Linked DNA regions of Homo sapiens: region 1 is linked to region 2. A link is an interaction called in ENCODE POLR2A ChIA-PET data of the cell type or tissue named here. Cell type or tissue: IMR-90. All regions are shown on one strand. Links, peaks and the distances in the headings refer to the core of each region. The heading gives the core; the rest is flanking DNA.

Region 1 (9,469 bases), core at 1,001-9,000, 84 kb after region 2:
TACAATCAAATTAAGTTTATATATTTATATGACTGTACTTTTACCTTTTGATTTAAAGAAGACAATAAGAAAAACATGAAACTTAAATGTATTTACTATCTTGCCTGTGGAAAAAAAATACCTTGGTCTGGGTGATCACCAGGGTGAAAACTGAATGAGATCGGGAACTTTTTAAAAAAATACCTTGGTCTGGGTTATCACCAGGGTGAAAACTGAAAGAGATCGGGAACTTTTAAAAAAAATACCTTGGTCTGGGTCATCACCAGGGTGAAAACTGAATGAGATCGGGAACTTTTATCATTCATACCAGTAGCAGCAGTAGCTCTTTGTTTATTTCCCAATTCTAGCCAACTCTTATAAGAAAAAAGGAAGGAAGATCAGATCAGCAGACTGTAACTCAATGATATAAAAATTAAGAGAGACAACATATACACATTTGTAATTCAGATCAGCAGACTGTAACTCAATGATATAAAAATTAAGAGAGATAACATATACACATTTGTAATTAATTTATAAAATGAAATGAGTAAATATTTATCTTTTAATAATTTGTATTCCCATTGCCTTTTTTTCTGTCATAGAAATCTGAGGCAGGAAATAATAACTTTAAAAGGCTGTTTCCATAACTCTAAGCTTACATGAAGGTCAACATTTTTAATAAAGAAGAGCAATTATTTTGATTAAAACTTAACAAAATCGGTTTGTGATAAATTAAGGAAACTAACCTTTTATTTGTAAAACAGCAATTAAGAAAAAATATTCTTATAAATATTTAGGATTATGCTCTTTCTATCTAGTGAAAAGAAAACAAAATCAATCTTACCTGGATATCAGCGTAAGAACTGACAATGTTCCTATTTTTAAGAAGTGAAAAGACAAAATCAATTTTACTGATGATTATACTCTTGTTCTCATAAAACAATAACATTTCAATTACATATTTACGCTGAAGATCACAATGGACTAATTCATGAATATTATTTTATTGATTCTCCCAGAATCTTTTATTTTCCCCATTCTTGAAGGACAGGAAATAAAATAATGCTTTAATTTTAACAAAAAGTATGATTTTTCTTAATACAATGAAGCACCTTAGCATCTTAATATTCAAGTCTAAGTCACAATACCAAAAGATATACTTTAACACATATGTATATGCATAGGTATATTTATATGTGGGTGTATATGGGTCCCAATACAATCCCAGATGTATTAAATGCAGCTGAGTTAATACTTAATAACTTTTCCTTTCCTTTAAGAAAGCATTTGCAGTGTTGGAAAAAAAAGTAAATGACTCCTAGCATGCATCAAACTCTTAACTCTTCTTAGTACCCTCTTCCCTGTCTAGCTTAGAGTCATAGGTATAAAAAGCAGGTTGAGAGGGAAGATTAAATTAATAGTGAAAGGAAGGGGTAAAAGAAAGAAAAAGCAAATATTTACTTCATAGTATAATGAATACTCCATGGCAGACACTTTACAGGTACTATGAAAGACACATGCAAGTATTAAAACAAGTAACTAACACTCTATGGAAAGAGAGGGAAAACCTAATTGGACAATATCAAGGGTAGAAGGCTAAATAAATAGTTACCCAGGGTTTCAAAGTTAGGAAGGCCAATGAGAATACAATAAAGATTATGGGAGAGTAACATTCACTCTATTCATTTGTTTTATCCTCTTTGCCCTTGCTGAGCCAAATACTTACATTGACAGTGCTTCAACATATGGTCCATAAACAGGATGTTCCCTCACTCTCAGCTAGAAGAAGCAAATACATGCATCATTAGGAGTATGACAAATATTTCATGTAACTTGAAATGATCACTTTTTCTACATCTTGAGTTTAAGGTAAGAGATTTGTCTTTATTTTATCCAGGAAAAAAAAAAACCACAAAAACTCTCACAAAAACAAATCTGTAAGGCATTAGGAAACAGCTTCAATATAAAAAACTGTTCATAGTAGCACAATATGCAACAATATATTGTAGCATCAAGTCTTACTAGTTTTTTTATTCTTAAAAAACTGCTATTAGAATTGTCTAATAGACAATAATTAGAACAATATATTTTAGCATCAGATGTCTTACTAGTTTTTTGTTTGTTTGTTTGTCTGTTTTGAGACAGAGTCCTGCTCTGTGGCCCAGGCTGGAGTACAGTGGTGCAATCTTGGCTCAGTGCAACCTCTGCCTCCTGGGTTCAAGCGATTCTCCTACCTCGGCCTTCTGAGTAGCTGAGATTACAAGACAGTGCCACCACACCAGCTAACTTTTGTATTTTCAGTAGAGAAGGAGTTTCACCATGTTGGCTAGGCTGGTCGGGAACTCCTGACCTCAAGTGATCCGCCCACCTCAGCCTCCCAAAGTACTGGGATTGCAGGCGTCAGCCACCGTACCCAGCTTGTCTTCCTAGTTTTTCAGTAAGACATTTGAATGTTAAATCTTGCAGTAGCTATGATTTATATACTTTTAAATGCTCTCTAAAACATATTCGTTAAATTTCAGACATTAAAATTTTTCTTTATTGTTACATTATACATTTTCAACTTTGTGACCAGAAGCTTTAAACATATAGAAATCATAGAAGCAAATGTCAAGTTTTGTTTAAGTTTCTTGATGTTGCCAATAGTAAACTGCACAAACATGGGCAAGTGAAGAAGACAGCTGACTTCCTTTTTTTTCTTGAAATGGAGTCTTGCTCTGTCGCCAGGCTGGAGTGCGGTGGTGAAATCTCGGCTCACTGAAACCTCTGCCCCCGGGTTCAAGCGATTCTCCTGCATCAGCCTCCTGAGTAGCTGGGACTACAGGCACGCGCCACCATGCCAAGCTAATTTTTGTATTTTTAGTAGAGACAGGGTTTCACCATGTTGGCCAGGATGGTCTCCATCTCTTGACCTAGTGATCCACCTGCCTTGACCTCCCAAAGTGCTGTGATTACAGGTGTGAGCCAACACGCCCAGCCGTCTTCTTTAGATTTTTGTTTATTGTGCTCCAAGGTCCATTGCAAAATTAAAAATTTTAAATTTGAATAGCAGTTTTTAAAAAAGATTATATAATTGTGAAACTTTCTATTTCACAGATTATCTACAAGGTATGAATTTGCTAAATAATCCACTGAAATACATATTCTATAATAAAAATATAATTTTAAAAAGTTTTACTATGTTTTGGCTTATAGACTATTAGGGATCTGGTGTTCAACTTACATGGTCCAACTAAATCTCAGAACAAATATTTTATCTTTAGTTTTATACAATTCTTCATTAAAATAAAGAGGTTAAATCTGATAACTAATTTAATTTCTACTAGTGATAATGTTCCGCTTCTTTTCTTTTTTTTTTTTTTGGAGACGAAGTCTCACTCTGTCGCCCAGGCTGGAGTACAGTGGCTTGATCTCGGCTCACTGCAACCTGCCTCCCAGGTTCAAGCAATTCTCCTGCCTCAGCCTCTGGAGAAGCTGGGACTATAGGTGCAATCCGCCACACCCGGCTAATTTTTTGTATTTTAGTAGAGACAGGGTTTCACTGTGTTGTCCAGGCTGGTCTTGAACTCCTGAGCTCTGGCAGTCTGCCCCCCTCAGCCTCCCAAAGTGCTGGGATTACAGGAGTGAGCCACCATGCCCGGCCAGTGCTCTGCTTATTTTCTAAATAATCTAATTGGACTGTAGATCCAAGCATTTGCTTTCATATAATTCTAGTAAAACTTTAAGCTATACCATCCAGAGAACTCAAATAATTAGATACATTTATAAGAACAGAAATTCAAAACAAATAATAAATTGTTTTAATCTTACTGGTTGCTTTCTCTGCCCATTTTCATCTTTACAAACCAGAAGGTCGTGAATTTTTTCATTATATACTTCAAAGAAGCTCATTTCAATGTGATAGCTGACCTAGTAGGAATAGAAACACAGCATATAATTTATTTTGATGTTTTGCAAATCATATCTGTGGTTAGGAACTAGTATCCAAAATATATAAATATATAAAAATATCCTACAACTCAACAACATAAAGACAAACAGCCCAATTTTAAAATGCACAAAGGACTTGAATAGACATTTCTCCAAAGAAGAACGTACAAATGGCAAACAAGCACATGAAAAGATGCTCAACATCATTTCTCAGTAGGGAAATGCAAATCAAAATCACAATGAAAAACAACTTCACACCCACTAGGATGGCAGTAATAATAAGAAGTGAAAACCAACCAGTGTGGGTGAGGATGTGGAGAAACTGGAACCCTCCTCCATTGCTAGTGGATGTAAAATGGTGCGGCCAATGTGGAAAATAGTTGACAGTTCCTTGAAAGGTTAAAAATAGAATTACCGGGCCGGGCACAGTGGCTCACACCTGTAATCCCAGCACTTTGGGAGGCCGAGGTGGGAGGATCATTTGAGGTCAGGAGTTCAAGAACAGCCTGGCCAACATGGTGAAACCACACCTCTACTAAAAATACAAAAATTAGCTGGGCATGGTGCCGGGCGCCTGTAATCCCAGGTACTCGGGAGGCTGAGGCAGGAGAATCGCTTGAACCTGGGAGGTGGAGGTTGCAGTGAGCTGAGATTGTGCTACTGCACTCCAGCCTAGGCGACAGAGTGAGACTCCATCTCAAAAAAGAAAAAGAATCACCATAGAAATTTGGAAATTCCACTCCTATACATCCAAAACAATTGAGAACAGGTATTCAAACAAAAACATGCACCAGTGTTCACAGAAGGACTATTCACAATAGCCAAAAGGTATAAACAACAACCCAAATGTCCATCAACTGATGAATGGATAAACAAAACTGGCAATATCTGTACAATGAAATATTAGTCAACCATTAAAAGGAATGAAGTACTGTATGTGCTACAATGTAGATGAACCTCAACACATTATGCTAAGTGAAAGAAGCCAGACACAAAATACCACATATTGCATGATTCCATTTATATGAAATTTCCAGAACAGGTAAATTCATAGAACAAAAGCAAACTAGTAGTTGCCAGGGATTGGGAAGAAGGGGGAATGGATTGTGACTGCTTAATGGGTAGAGGGTCCCCTTTGATGGCAATGAAAATTTTTTGGCACTAGAAGTAACAGTTGTACATTATAAATGTACTGAATGCCACTGAATTATATACTTTAAAGTGGTTAATTTGATGTTATGTGAATTTGATCTCAATAAAAAAAATTTTGGCTGGGCGCGGTGGCTCACGCCTGTAATCCTAGCACTCTGGGAGGCCAAGGCAGGTGGATTACGAGGTCAGGGGATCGAGACCATCCTGGCTAACACGGTGAAACTAAAATACAAAAATACAAAATACAAAATACAAAAAATTAGCCGGGCGTGGTGGCGGGTATCTGTAGTCCCAGCTACTCAGGAGGCTGAGGCAGAAGAATGGCATGAACCCGGGAGGCAGAGCTTGCAGTGAGCCAAGATCGCGCCACTGCACTCCAGCCTGGGTGACAGAGCGAGACTTCCTCTCAAAAAAAAAAAAAAAAAAAAATTTAATATGAATAACAACAAAAGTCCTTGCATTTCTTCTTAACTTCTGCATAAGGTTCAATTCAATCCAATAAGCATTTCTTAAGTACCTACCTACTGCATGTTTGGCTTTAGGTTATTGTCAGGACATAAAGAAGTATAAGACAAGATTCTTGCTCATGAGGCTAAGATCTCAGAGACATATAACATACCTTCCAATAGATAAAACACAGCAATAGAAAATTAATTAAGAATCAAAATGAGATGACTATAAATATGACTAATCAGAAAAGGGAAAATTTAGGATGGCCAGAGAAAAGGGAAGGAGTAAATAGAATGTGAGGCATGAGAGACAGAGTAGATTGAACCAGAAAGAGGGGGTAGGGCATTCTCGGGCAAGGACAGCAGCATCTGTGCATCACATGTGCTCAGAATAGGAAAGACACCCTGTAGGTTGACATTTGATCTGGTAAGATGGAACCTTAAATCAACAATTCTTCCTGATTGGGAGAGAAAGCAATCATTAGATTAAGTGGGCTGAGCTTCTCCTCCTTTTGACTCTGAAAGATACAGTGTAGAGGCCAAAAACGGGAAACTTTGCTTCCAAACAGCTCTTCTGACAGTTAGGGCATGGTTTCCTTATTAGAGAAATAAATTTCATCCACTGACCCAGAAGTGAGTCAGCAAGCATCTAACAGAATTGGAAGCTTCAAGGGAGTGTCAAAGAGATTTAAGTTCAATTCACCAAATATTTATTGTGCCCTACTAGGTACAAAGCACTCTTCTAGGAGCTGTGGGAAAATATGAGATGAACTGGACATAGTTTTTATCCTGAAAAAACTCAGAAGCTAATTGGAGATGCAATACAGTACATGAGTAATACAAGGCAGAATATAGCTGGTGTCATGAGAGAGAAACAAAACACTTCCAAAGAGACCAGGTATAAGGGAACACCAAGTAATTATAAGGTCATTGACAAATGCTATGAACAGGGATGGGGGCTGTCAGAATTCAATAAACACGTAATAATGCTTATTTTATGTAAAATAGTATTTTATGTTATAGAGGCTCCAGGAGGACTTAGAAATGAAAATGTAGTGTGGGAAACAAATTGGAAAAGGTAGCTGGGGCCACACTGGAGAGGTCCTACTTTTTTCTTCTCCTCTGAGGCTCCTGCCATCATGCTCGCTATACCACCTTCTATTACCCCCATCCACATACTATTATTCTCTACCATCCTGGCTAATTCCAAAGTTGATATAACCACATTTAGTTGGGCTCACTATGTGCCAGGCACTCTTCAAAACCTTTTGTATAGATCAACTCATTTAATGCTCACAACAAACCTATGAGAAAGACATTGTCAATATAATCTCTATTTTCTGTTCTGAAACACAGAAAGACATTAAGTAAATTGTTCAAGATCACATTTCTACTGCAGTGATGAAGCTGAGATTCAAATTCAAATAATGTATCTCCAAAGTCCATGCTCTTTTTTTTTTTCTTTTTTTTGAGACAGAGTCTTGCTCTGTCGCCCAGGCTGGAGTACAGTGGCATGATCTCAGCTCAGTGCAATGTCCGCCTCCAGGGTTCAAGCGATTCTCCTACCTCAGCCTCCCGAATAGCTAGGATTACAGGCGCCCACCACCACACCTGGCTAATTTTTGTATTCTTAGTAGAGACAGGGATTCACCATGTTGGCCAGGCTGGTCTCAAACTCCTGACCTCAGGTGATCCGCCTGCCTTGGCCTCCCAAAGTGCTGGGATTACAGGCGTGAGCCACCATGCCTGGCCAACCAGGCTCTTAAGCATTCATTACACTATGTTATTCAATGACATAGTCATTCCACGCAAAATCTGAGCCTCCTAGTCCTTTGAAATCATTCCAAAGACCTTTGCCTCCACTACACTTATCTATGTCTTCCTGGCTTTACCTTCAAATTACTATCCCTCTAAAATCTGGAGAGCCAATAGAGAACTCTGCCCCACAAGCCCACAGCTTTCTCTTATGCCCACTAAACTTGGACTTGAATCATATTTCATCTCATAGTCTCAATACCACCATATTTCTATTGATCCCCATACTCCTCCTATTTTCAATTTAATTACTGGGAATGAGAGGTTGAGGGTAGAAGAAGACAGAGGAGAGGCAGTATATCCACAGAAGAGACAGAACTCATCAATTACTCAAATCTACTTTTCCTCTTGTGATCTCAAAAAATGACATCGATATCTAATCTGGTTGTCCAACCAGAAACATTGATTTCTCTCTCCCTCATCCTCCATTTCCAATAATCAGCAAGTCTTACCAGTTATCCTTACTAAGACAGTCCTTCATGAGCCAAGTTCTGCAGGCCTTTCTAGTTTATTCTCTTTTTTTTTTTTTTTTTTTTTTTTGAGATGGAGTCATGCTCTGTCACCCAGGCTGGAGTGCAGTGGCGCGATCTCGGCTCACTGCAACCTCCATCTCCCTGGTTCAAGCGATTCTCCTGCCTCAGCCTCCCAAGTAGATGGGATTACAGGCATGTGCCACCACACCTGGCTAATTTTTGTATTTTTAGTAGAGACAGGATTTCACCATGTTGGCCAGGCTGGTCTCGAACTCCTGACCTCAGGTGATCTGCCCGCTTCGGCCTCCCAAAGTACTGGGATTACAGGCATGAGCCACCGCACCCAGCCTCTAGTTTCTTCTCTTATCACTTTCCACCCTCAAATTCCATGCTCAAAACACAGTGAACAATTTATAGATTCCCAAAGGCTCCCTACTTTTTTGCTTTCAAATCTTGGTACATGCTGCTCCCTCTCCCTGGAATATCCTTCTCCCCTTCTTTACCAAGCTAATAATGCTATGTATCCTTCAAAAATAAGCTCAGCTGCTCCTTCCTCTGAGAGAATGTCTCCCTCCAACTTTATATGTCCTCACTTACATGTTCTATTAGAGCATCTACTTTAGTTTGTTTAGCATTTAATTGATTGTACTTGGCTGTTAACTTATTTCTCCCACTACACTCCTTTGAATACAGGGACTGGGTCTTTTAACTCCACACCCCTAATCTAGCACAATTTTCCCAATTTCCTTTATCATAAAAAATACTGGAGGAAAAGCATGAAAATTATAAAATCCCAAGCTCTACACCAGACCAACTGACTCAGAACCCCCAGAAGAGATTTTTAGCAAGTGTGTACATACACATACACATGCACATATATGTCCCTGCCAAGAATCCCCGGTGATTCTTATGACCAAGAAAATTTGAGAAAAAAAAAAACTGATCTAACAAGCTGCCTGGCAACAGCAGAATGCTCAGTAAAAGGTAGCTGAATGTGTAAATGAATAAGTGAAATAGGAAGCCAGTACAGCCTATTCAGGTGTAGTAGAGTGGAAAAAGCATGGCTTTTGAAGTCAACTCTGGGTTCAAATCCCAATTTCACTACTCTTTCTGATTCACGTTGTCCAAAAGGTTATGCCTGCTGTCCTTAGTTAAACTGTACACCTATCTGACTACAAACACACGTATAACAGCACATAGCTACCATGTTTGTGAGCCTCTACGTATACACAAAAGTAAAGCAAAAACAAGGGAGAAAAGACAGAAGAGATGACTTCACTATCACTGCCCACTAGGTGAAACTGATTCTGAATTTAGAATTTCCACCCTCCCTCTCCATACCACTGTTCCAAAGAAGAGTGATCTACAAATTAGAACTGATCTTCCATTAAGTATTTCCTTAGTGGCCATGACTGATTTGAACTTGATTTGACTATTTTCTACTCTGAAAAGAAGCTTGCAGGTATTATAAGAACATACCTCTTGGGTTTGTTTTCTGGCTACTTGAGAAAAAAGATCTTCACAAAATCTTGGAATTATTCCTGGTTCTTCACTAAATCCCATCATCCTGAAAAATACATTATGAATAAGGGGGAAATAAAACTAATTCTTTCTTTAAAATTCTTTTTGGGGAAATAGGCTGGGAAGGGAGTAGGAAGCAAGTTCACT
Region 2 (9,469 bases), core at 806-8,805:
AGACAGTCTCGATCTCCTGACCTCGTGATCCACCCGCCTCGGCCTCCCAAAGTGCTGGGATTACAGGCATGAGCCACAGCGCCGGGCCTTTTTTTTTTTTTTTTTTTTTTTTGAGACAGAGTTTCGCTCTTGTTGCCCAGGCTGGAGTGCAATGGCACCATCTCGGCTCACTGCAACCTCCACCTCCCGGGTTCAAGCGATTCTCCTGCCTCAGCCTCACAAGTAGCTGGGATTACAGGCATGGGCCACCACGCCTGGCTAATTTTGTATTTTTAAAAGAGATGGGGTTTCTCCATGTTGGCCAGGCTGGTCTCGAACTCCTGACCTCAGATGATCCACCCACCTCAGCCTCCCAAAGTGCTGGGATTACAGGCGTGAGCCACTGTGTCCAGCCAACAAAGTTCCTTTCTACTTTACCCATGACAACATTTTTGCATGCCTGTCAGGTTCAATGTAAATATGGAATTTTACTTTTAAAAATGATAATTGTGTGGGATCTGGATTTTAACTTTTAAAAAATGATTAAAGGTGAGTTAGGAAAATACCTCATACCTCAGACTTTGTTGAGGCCCTTGAGGTTACTGGGTTCTGCACGTATTCATTATTCTGTGTCAGACTAGAAGAAGCCACATCTTCCCGAGCAATGTTGACTGGACTACGGAAGATTGAACACAAAATTAACACTGAGTCCTGTCTCAACAGATCTCCAAGTAGGTACCTTGTCTAACCTGGAAAACTGTCACATCTCCTCTGAAGGTGGCATAAGATTTATTCCAAGCTCAGGCCTCACAGAAATCTAGATTTGATACATCTTAACCCATTCAAAGACAGAGATAATGGCAAGGGATAAAGAAAAAACCCTTCCTTCTAGAAATATAATCATGAAAGTTCTCACTCTCAAGGGGTTGTCCAAGGGGTGTTCAGGAAAAAGGGCTCGTGCTATAAATTTTCCTCAGCACTGCAATTTTTTTTTTTTTTTTCAGACAGGGTCTCACTGTGTCACACAGGCTGGAGTGCAGTGGTGCCATCAGAGCTCACTGCAGCCTCAATCTCTCTGGGCTCAGGTGATCCTCCCACCTCAGCTTCCCAAGTTGCTGGGACTACAGGTACACACCACCACACCCGGCTAATTTTGAATTTTTTTGTAGAGACAGAGTTTCACCATGTTGCCCAGGATGGTCTTGAACTCCTGGGCTCAAGCAATCCACGTGCCTGGACCTCCCAAAGTGCTAGGATTACAGGCATGAGCCACTGTGCCCAGCCAGGACTACAAAATATTCTATCACCCAGATTAGTGGTGGAGGTGGGAGGTTAATCCTAAAGCAATTCTCTAGATCAAAATAAGAGCAAAGCTATTCTGGATATTACTGGTAATGATAGCCACCACCTCTGGAACACTTACAATGTGTCTAGCCTGTGATAAACCTTTGAGATAATCCTGGCGGCTCACAGTGTGATACATAGACCAGCGGCATTGCCATCACCTGGGAGCTTGTTAGAAAGGCGGACTCAGGCCTTGTCCCAGACCCACTGAGTCAGATCTGAGTTTAACAAGACCCCCAGGTGATTCGTGAGCACACTATGGAGTGAGAAGCACCAAACTGCAGATCTCATAGGCAGCCTTTCAGAACACTTTGCAACTTCATCCCATGTGGTCCTTGCAACTCTGCAATGTGGAGTTTCGAGTAACCACAAGGAAATGTTATTTGCCCAAGATGGCACAGAAAGATACAGAGCTGGGCCAGGAGCAGTGGCTCACACCTGTAATCCCAGCACTTTGGGAGGCCAAGGCGGGTGGATCACCTGAGGTCAGGAGTTCAAGACCAACCTGGCCAATATGGTGAAACCCCGTCTCTACTAAAAATACAAAAATTAGCCGGGCGTGGTGGTAGATGCCTATAACCCCATATACTTGGGAGGCTGAGGCAGAAGAATTGCTTGAACCTGGGAGGTGGAGATTTCAGTGAGCTAAGATCGTGCCACTGCACCCCAGCCTAGGCAACAGAACAAGACTCCATATCAAAAAAAAAAAAAAAAAAAAAGAGGCCCGGCACGGTGGGTCACTCCTGTAATCCCAGCACTTTGGGAGGCCAAGGCGGGTGGATTACCTGAGGTCAGGAGTTCAAGACCAGTCTGGCCAACATGGTGAAACCCCCATCTCTACTAAAAATACAAAAAAAATTAGCCAGGCATGGTGGCATGTGCCTATAATCCCAGCTACTCAGGAGGCTGAGGCAGGGGAATTGCTTGAACTGGGGAAGTGGAGTTTGCAGTGAGTCAAGATCGCGCCACTGCACTCTAGCCTGAGTGACAGAGCAAAACTCTTTCTCAAAAAAAAAAAAAAAAAGATACAGAGCTGGAACCTAAGCTCAGGTCACTGATTCTCTTTCTTATGCTGTTTTTAGATTAAAGTTGTCCTAACCTTGTTTTCCTTTTTTTTTTTTCCTTTTTGAGACAGGATCTCACTCTGTCACCCAGGATAGAGTGCAGTAGCGTGATCACCACTCACTGCAGCCGCAACCTCCTGGGCCCCAGTGATCCTCCCACCTCAGCCTCCTGAGTAGCTGGGACTACAGGTGTGCACCACCATGCCTGAATGGGTTTTTTTTTGTTTGTTTGTTTTGTTTTGTTTTGTTTTTTGTTTGTTTGTTTGTAGAGATGGAGGTCTTACTATGTTGCCCAGGCTGGTCTTGGGTTCCTGGGCTCAAAGGATCCTCCCACCTCAATCTCCCAAAGTGCTGGGATTACAGGAATGAGCCACCACTCCAATGGCTATAACATGGAGGGTAGAATGGGGTACGATGGCGACTCAGGTGACCCTGGCACCCAGTGTCCCCTTGCTGGGCATGTCTGAAAGGTCAAGCCACTGCTTCCCTTCCTGACGTGAGTAAGTTTAGCCAGACTTTTCTTCCTTGAAACTGCAGTTTCTACTCAGCACCATGTCACTGCCTATCCAGATTGGAGTACTGCAGCTGAGTGAGTAAACAACTGCTAATTCACAAATGCCTCCCAGTGCCTCCTCTACTCCTAACTGCTCCCTGATATTCTGTAGCAGCAGGTGGGCTCCAGGTCTCTGGAGGAAGGAAAACAGGTGAAGAGCTCAGAGGAGATTTTCAGAGCTTGCTGGCTGTGAGGGAGGCCCTATACTAGGTGCCGTGGGGTGGTTGGGAAGTGGTTACCTCTAAAAAGCAAGAATTTGAGAAAGGGAGATAAGGAAAGAACAGGAAAAAAAATGAAAACAGCTTTGACTTTTCTCCAGACTTTGAAATCTACCGATTTAGCCTTTAATTTTGTACCGAGTTCCACAATTTAGAAAGATACTTGGGCCAGGCATGATCGCTCATGCCTATAATTCCAGCACTTTGGGAGGCTGAGGCGGGCGGATCACTTGGGGTCAAGAGTTCAAGACCAGCCTGGCCAACATGGTAAAACCCTGTCTCTACTAAAAATACAAAAATTAGCCGGGTGTGGTGGCTTATGCCTGTAGTCCCAGCTACTCAGAAGGCTGAGGCTGGAGAATTGCTTGGACCTGGGAGGTGGAGGTTGCAGTGAGCCAAGATTGTGCATTGCGCCACCACACTCTAGTCTGGGCAACAGAGTGAGACTCTGTCTCAAAAAATAAAAATTAAAAAATTAGAAAAAAGATCTTTGATCCTCAAAAACTAAAATAAATGAAAATAAAAGTAAAATAAAACCCCATCCTGGATGCAGGAATCTTTTCACTTCCACACCCCACCTGCCACAACCTCTAGTAGGGACCTAAATTCTGACACAAAGTCATGACTAATGGTGGAAATCCTAGCACCGGAGAAGGCCACTTAGATATTTGGGGGGCAGAGCGAGAGATCTTTCCAATCCCCTAGCGATCACATCACATGGAAAACAGTCTCTCTTTGTAAGCCAGCATCCAGCTGCAGAAGGCTGCATCAGCCAAGAGCCTGTCATGTTTGAACTTGGGAACCTGGAGGTGAGGATTTTTGAAGAACACCTTCAGGAGCAGTGAAGTGACTCCAGGAGAGACAAGAGGATTTGACGGAGAAGAGGCTAAGTGAGCATTCCAGGCCTCACCAAGAACAGCATTGGTTGCCTATAAATCATGCCTCATTAACTAGTGCCCTGCCTTTTCTCTTCACAAATCTATTCTGAAGTTAGCTGAATAGACAAAAAAGAAAAGAAAAACCTTTGGAGTTCTCTGGTTCCCATCGTGTGCTCTTTTAAGTAAAGGGCTTCTCTACATTGCCAAAAATCCCTGCAAAGATGACTTCCCCAGACTTCTTCCCCAAATGCCTTTTTAATACTGTGTGATTATTGCTCAAGGGACATCCAGGAGCCAAGTCTCTCTGCATAAATCACTAGGAACTTTAAAGGAGACCCATTCTTACTCTGAGGATTTAGAAAATACGTAGTGAGTAAAAAATCTATTACATCACAATGTGTGCATTTTCCAACAATGATTACCAGGGTTATATTCTGCGGCTGGTAGATTAAAACGTGTCACCGCCAATACTTCTATTTCTTCTAAAGAATAAGGCAGGGAAACCAGCCACTGAGAAGACAGCATTGTAACTGCTGAGTCAACTTCATTAATGTTGTTGGGGTTATTCTAATTCTTAAAAAAAGAAAAAAAGAAAAAAGAAGAACTACGGAAACATGAACTGTTACTGTTCTAGAAACCACTGAACTTTCTGACAATTGCATGTCTACTTCAGAGGCAATGAGGGTAAACTGGAAAATTCTAAGCACAGATAAAATAGGGCAGGAGCCTCTGGGAAGCACTCGTGTATTTGTTACTAACCCAGTTGACTAATCCCAGGACCAACAAGGTCCAAATTGATCTAGGTTTCACCAGAAACATGATAGCTTCACTTACAGTGTTTCCTGAATTTTTTTTTTTTTTTTTTTTTGAGATGGAGTCTCTCTGTCGCCAGGCTGGAGTGCAGTGGTGCAATCTCGGCTCACTGCAACCTCCACCTCCTGGGTTCAAGCAATTCTCCTGCCTCATTCTCCAGAGTAGCTGGGACTGCAGGCGTGTGCCACCACGCCTGGCTAATTTTTGTAGTTTTAGTAGAGATGGTGTTTCCCCAAGTTGGTCAGGATGGTCTCGATCTCTTGACCTCGTGATCTGCCTGCCACAGTCTCCCGAAGTGCTGGGATTACAGGCTGTGGGCCCCTCCCTGAGCCACCATGCCGATCCTAGTGGAAATATTGATATAACCTTCAATCAAATTTGACATTTTGCAAGTGTTTCCCAACAGTGTTTTCTGAGTATTGGGCCATGGGTATCAAATATATGAAATTTCAACCATTCTTCAATGCCAAAGTAGCAATGCACTTACAAGAGTCATCTGATCCAGGTTTTAGACCTTCATGGAAGGGTTATCCTATAAATATCAGAACATCCTTACAATGATGTAAAGTGAATAAGTGAAAAAGCATTCCTTTTGACAGTAGGTTACAGAATACCCAGCCCCACTGTAGGACAATGATAAAGTGCTAAGAAGCACATTTACACCTGCAGCAGATGCCAAGGGTAACAGTTGAAGGTGTGTTTTGCAACAGAAAGGGCAATCACTAGAAACACTCCTCAGGGCCACACAAAGCTTGACAAATTGGGCTGTGCTTGTTCCAACAGCTGGCTAACTACCCATCTGCCGGTCCCCCATGGGGAGCTGAGAACTGGTGCACCTGTGAAATCAACCTGGGAGCCTGGGGAAGCATTGCACCCCTGCAGCTCTGACACCCGCACCTCCACTCCACTCTGAAAGCCAAGCTCCGAGAAGTCAAGGCCTGTATGTCTTCCTGGGTTCCCCCAAGGGACCAGAGGTCAGAAGAAGCCTCATCTTTCCTTAGACAAGCTGCCAGTAGAGTTGTACTGCTTTCTGTCTCCATACCAGCCACCATGCTGTTTCCTGGAAAAGCTGAAGATACTTGCTCCAGCCCATAGCTCTGTCTTTCCTGGGATAAAAAAGGCTTTTCAGGCAATAGGTGACCAGGTCCAGAGAGGGGCCCACCGCCTGCCAGGCCCCCATGCTGGGGGCTTCTGGGCCTGACTGTGGGCAGAAATGGGCTGTCTGGACTCTTTCCTGTCATGGAACTGCTTGCCTCTTTGCCCGGTCTGATGACCACACCTACCAGTTGAGCCCCTTCAGCAACCTTTCCCCAACCCCCAGATGTTAGCACTGTTTTGGTTATTAGTCATGGAAACTTAATTGCCTCATGTAACCCAAAAGTCCAGAAGAGCAAATCCTCTCTTCAGACACAGCTGGATCCAGGAAGTCAATTGACATCCTTAGGCCTCTGTTTCTTTTTCCCTCTCCTTGGTCAGGCCTAGGCCACATGACCATGGCCAAGGATGGAACACTGCAATTGGAATCAGGTTCACATGATTTAGAATAAGGAAAAAGCAGTTCACCAAATGCATGAGGGATGCTAGACAGAAAAAAAAAAATCACTGTTCAGTACAAGACACTCGGGAGCTTCTCAGACTGGGGATTCTACTCTCAGCTACCGTGGCCATCCATCCTCAATCTCTAAGGAAAAATGTGCCCCACCATACTCCAGATGACAGAGACACTCAGAGCCCTTTCATTAGGCACGCCACAGATATTTGGCTGGCTGTCAATCATGTCTTATTAAGCCCATCCTCCTGAGGCTCAGCTGTTTTACACGATGCCTTTCTACTGCCCCTCCTGAAGGCATTTTTGTGATTTCTTATGCTACTTCCTAGAGACACAACATTTATAGCCAATCACACAAGAATTCTACTGTGCCTGCTGGACTGCCAACTGGCCATGTGACTTTGGGTACTTTAAAATAAAGAAGTGGCCGAGTGCAGTGGCTCATGCCAGTAATCCCAGCACTTTTGGAGGCTGAGGCAGGAGGATCGCTTGAGCTCAGGAGTTTGAGACCAGCCTGGACAACATAGTGAGACCTCATCTCTACTAAAATTCAAAAAAAATTTAGCCGGGCGTGGTGGTACACACCTGTAGTCCCAGTTACTCAGTGGCAGGCGTATGTGGGTGGGGGGTTGAGGTGGGAGGATTGTTTGAGCTGGGGAGGTTGAAGCTTCAGTGAGCCCTGATTGTGCCACTGCACTCTAGCCTGGAGAGCAGAGCAAGACCCTATCTCAAAAAATAATAATAATAAAATAAAATAGGCCAGGCACATTGGCTCACACCTGTAATCTCACCACTTTGGGAGGCCGAGGTAGGGGGATCACCTGAGGTCAGGAGTTCGAGACCAGTCTGGCCAACATGGTGAAACCCTGTCTCTACTAAAAATACAAAAATCCCAGCTACTTGGGAGGCTGAGGCAGGAGAATTGCCTGAACCCGGGAGGCGGAGGTTGCAGTGAGCCGAGATTGCACCACTGCACTCCAGCCTGGGCGACAGAGCAAAAATCCGTCTCAATAAATAAATAAATAAATACATAAATAAATAAAGATAAAATAAAATAAAATAAAATAAACAAAGAGGTGTAGCGCATGACTTTCGTGTTCTTTGTATCTCCGCTGTTCTGTGATTCATTGGTCCTAGACGTCATGTGGTCTTTGCTAAGGGAACTAGGATGATGCTATCATTGAATTCTGTTTAGTAACTCTCTGTTCAAACTGCACTTATGCTTTAAAGAGTTGGGAAGTTAACTCTATCATTATTTTAGTGTGGGATCAGTTACCTTATTCTGGGATTGTCTCCACAAAAGCTGGCTGGTTGCCCTCCAGGTATCCTTATCGAAGCCGGGTCTACTCAAATGAAAATCACCGCCACTGGGCCATGCCCAGCTTGGACTGAGCACATGAATCATGTGGCTGTGAGTGATTGTCCCAGCCCAGGACAGTCCCCTGCTTTGTCCTTGCCCATGGGAACTAAGGAGCATCATTCAAAGAATAAAGACCAAGCCCAGAGCTGACAACTAGCTGCCTGGTTTTTCCATCCATGGCTCAAACTCAAAAGAAGAGAAGTGTAAAGCCACTTTAAGAAATAGTAAGTGTCAGCAGAAAATCAGGTTTAAAAAAAAAAACAAAAAACTGCATAACTGAAAACACCACGAGTGACTCTGTGAAGCTCTCCCATTAACATAAGGTCTCAAAGAGGCTGCAAGAGGGGAACAGGACCCCTCAGTTGTAATTAGAGCCACTAACATAAAGCAAGCCAGATTTACTGGAGTTTTTGTTTGTTCTGAAAGCTCAGAAAGGTGAGGTGGCCTGATTTCCTGGGTATTATACAGCTGGGGGGAAACCTAACAGTTATAAAACTGGTTCAAAGCTGCCTGCATGATTTCATATTTTAAAAGTGAAGTGTGAAAAATCTTTTTAAATTTTACTTGCATTAGATCACCTTCTAAGGTTACTAAAGCTCCTAATTAGAGGGCAGGATTCATTTAGAATGAAAAGTGGTTACCATTTTAACCAGTGATAAAAGCTGGCAGACCCCTAAATGACTAACAAGAATGGAAGGTAATCAGGAAGCACTTCTGTTTTACTAAACTGTAGCACCTTTTGCAAATATTGCTAAGTGGTCACCTCCAGCAGCGAGGTAGGATGTTTGAAGGTGAGACCTCTCACCAGAGTGCACTAGGTTCAAATCTCAGCCCTGGCCCTTGTTAGCTGTGTGAATTTTAACCTCTTCTCCGTGTATAAAATGGTGAGCTTAAGGGGCTCCTGTAAAGATTAATGAACAATGTCAGGCAGTATGTGAGTGTGTGGGCATCTCTTTAAATGTGCTTATCCACCAGGTATGGTGGTTCACACCTGTAATCCCAACACTTTGGGAAGCTGAGGCAGGCAGATCACTTGAAGTCAGGAGTTCGAGACCAGCCTGGCCAATATGGTAAAACCCCGTCTCTACTAAAAATACAAAAATTAGCTGGGCGTGGTGGTGCACACCTGTAATCCCAGCTACTCAGGAGGCTGAGGCAGGAGAATCACTTGAAGCCGGGGGGCAGAGGTTGCAGCGAGCCAAGATCGTGCCACTGCACTCCAGCCGGGGCAACAAAGTGAGACTCTGTCTCAAAAAATAAATAAATAAAATAAATGTGTTTATCATATTTCCGGAATGGTTAAGCATATACACTCTCATTTTTGTGGATTGCATTGGTTGGCTCTGTGCTCTATGTCATTTTTCTGCCTCTCCTAGAGGCTTTGGTGTTTGCAACAGGAATTTCAGTCTTCTTGACTTGATAGGGAAAAAAAATGTGGGGGCTAAAGGGCCACCCTGTAAACCCGACCCCATTAGGTGACTGCAAACCTTACAGAAATAAATGAACATGTCAGTGCTGGTTTATGTGTGAAGTGAGGTGTGTTCCCTAACCTGTCAGCAAGCCATATTTTATTTGGATAAAGACCCTAAAATCAAGCACATTTACAGGCTGTTGCAGCCACTCCCATTCTGCTCAGCTAAGCAGCTGCACCCCCCACTTCCCCACAGTGCAGCTGTGATCCTTCCTCGGGGCCCTGGGCTCCTGCATTCAA

The links. Peaks named below come from ENCODE experiments on the same cell type or tissue, not always from the same donor. Only the 100,000 strongest peaks of a DNase experiment are listed, where the experiment ranks them.
Region 1: POLR2A ChIA-PET joins it to region 2 with 11 read pairs; 4 of 35 experiments call an interaction of 5 or more read pairs at or near these places.

The regions. Positions count from the first base shown.
Region 1 is chr1:200,605,038-200,614,506 of GRCh38, forward strand. It overlaps KIF14 (kinesin family member 14), which reads right to left. Exons shown (of 30, transcript NM_014875.3): 4 at 9,281-9,368; 5 at 3,793-3,891; 6 at 1,709-1,761; 7 at 827-857; 8 at 246-353. Among named protein-coding and RNA genes, the nearest start is that of KIF14, 11 kb to the right of the region's middle. In IMR-90, for the core only: no CTCF peak of the experiment used is centred there; no DNase peak of the experiment used is centred there.
Region 2 is chr1:200,521,254-200,530,722 of GRCh38, forward strand. LOC107985459 (a long non-coding RNA gene) reads right to left here. Exons shown (of 3, transcript XR_001737816.3): 2 at 553-655. Among named protein-coding and RNA genes, the nearest start is that of KIF14, 95 kb to the right of the region's middle. In IMR-90, for the core only: no CTCF peak of the experiment used is centred there; a DNase peak (open chromatin) is centred at 4,448.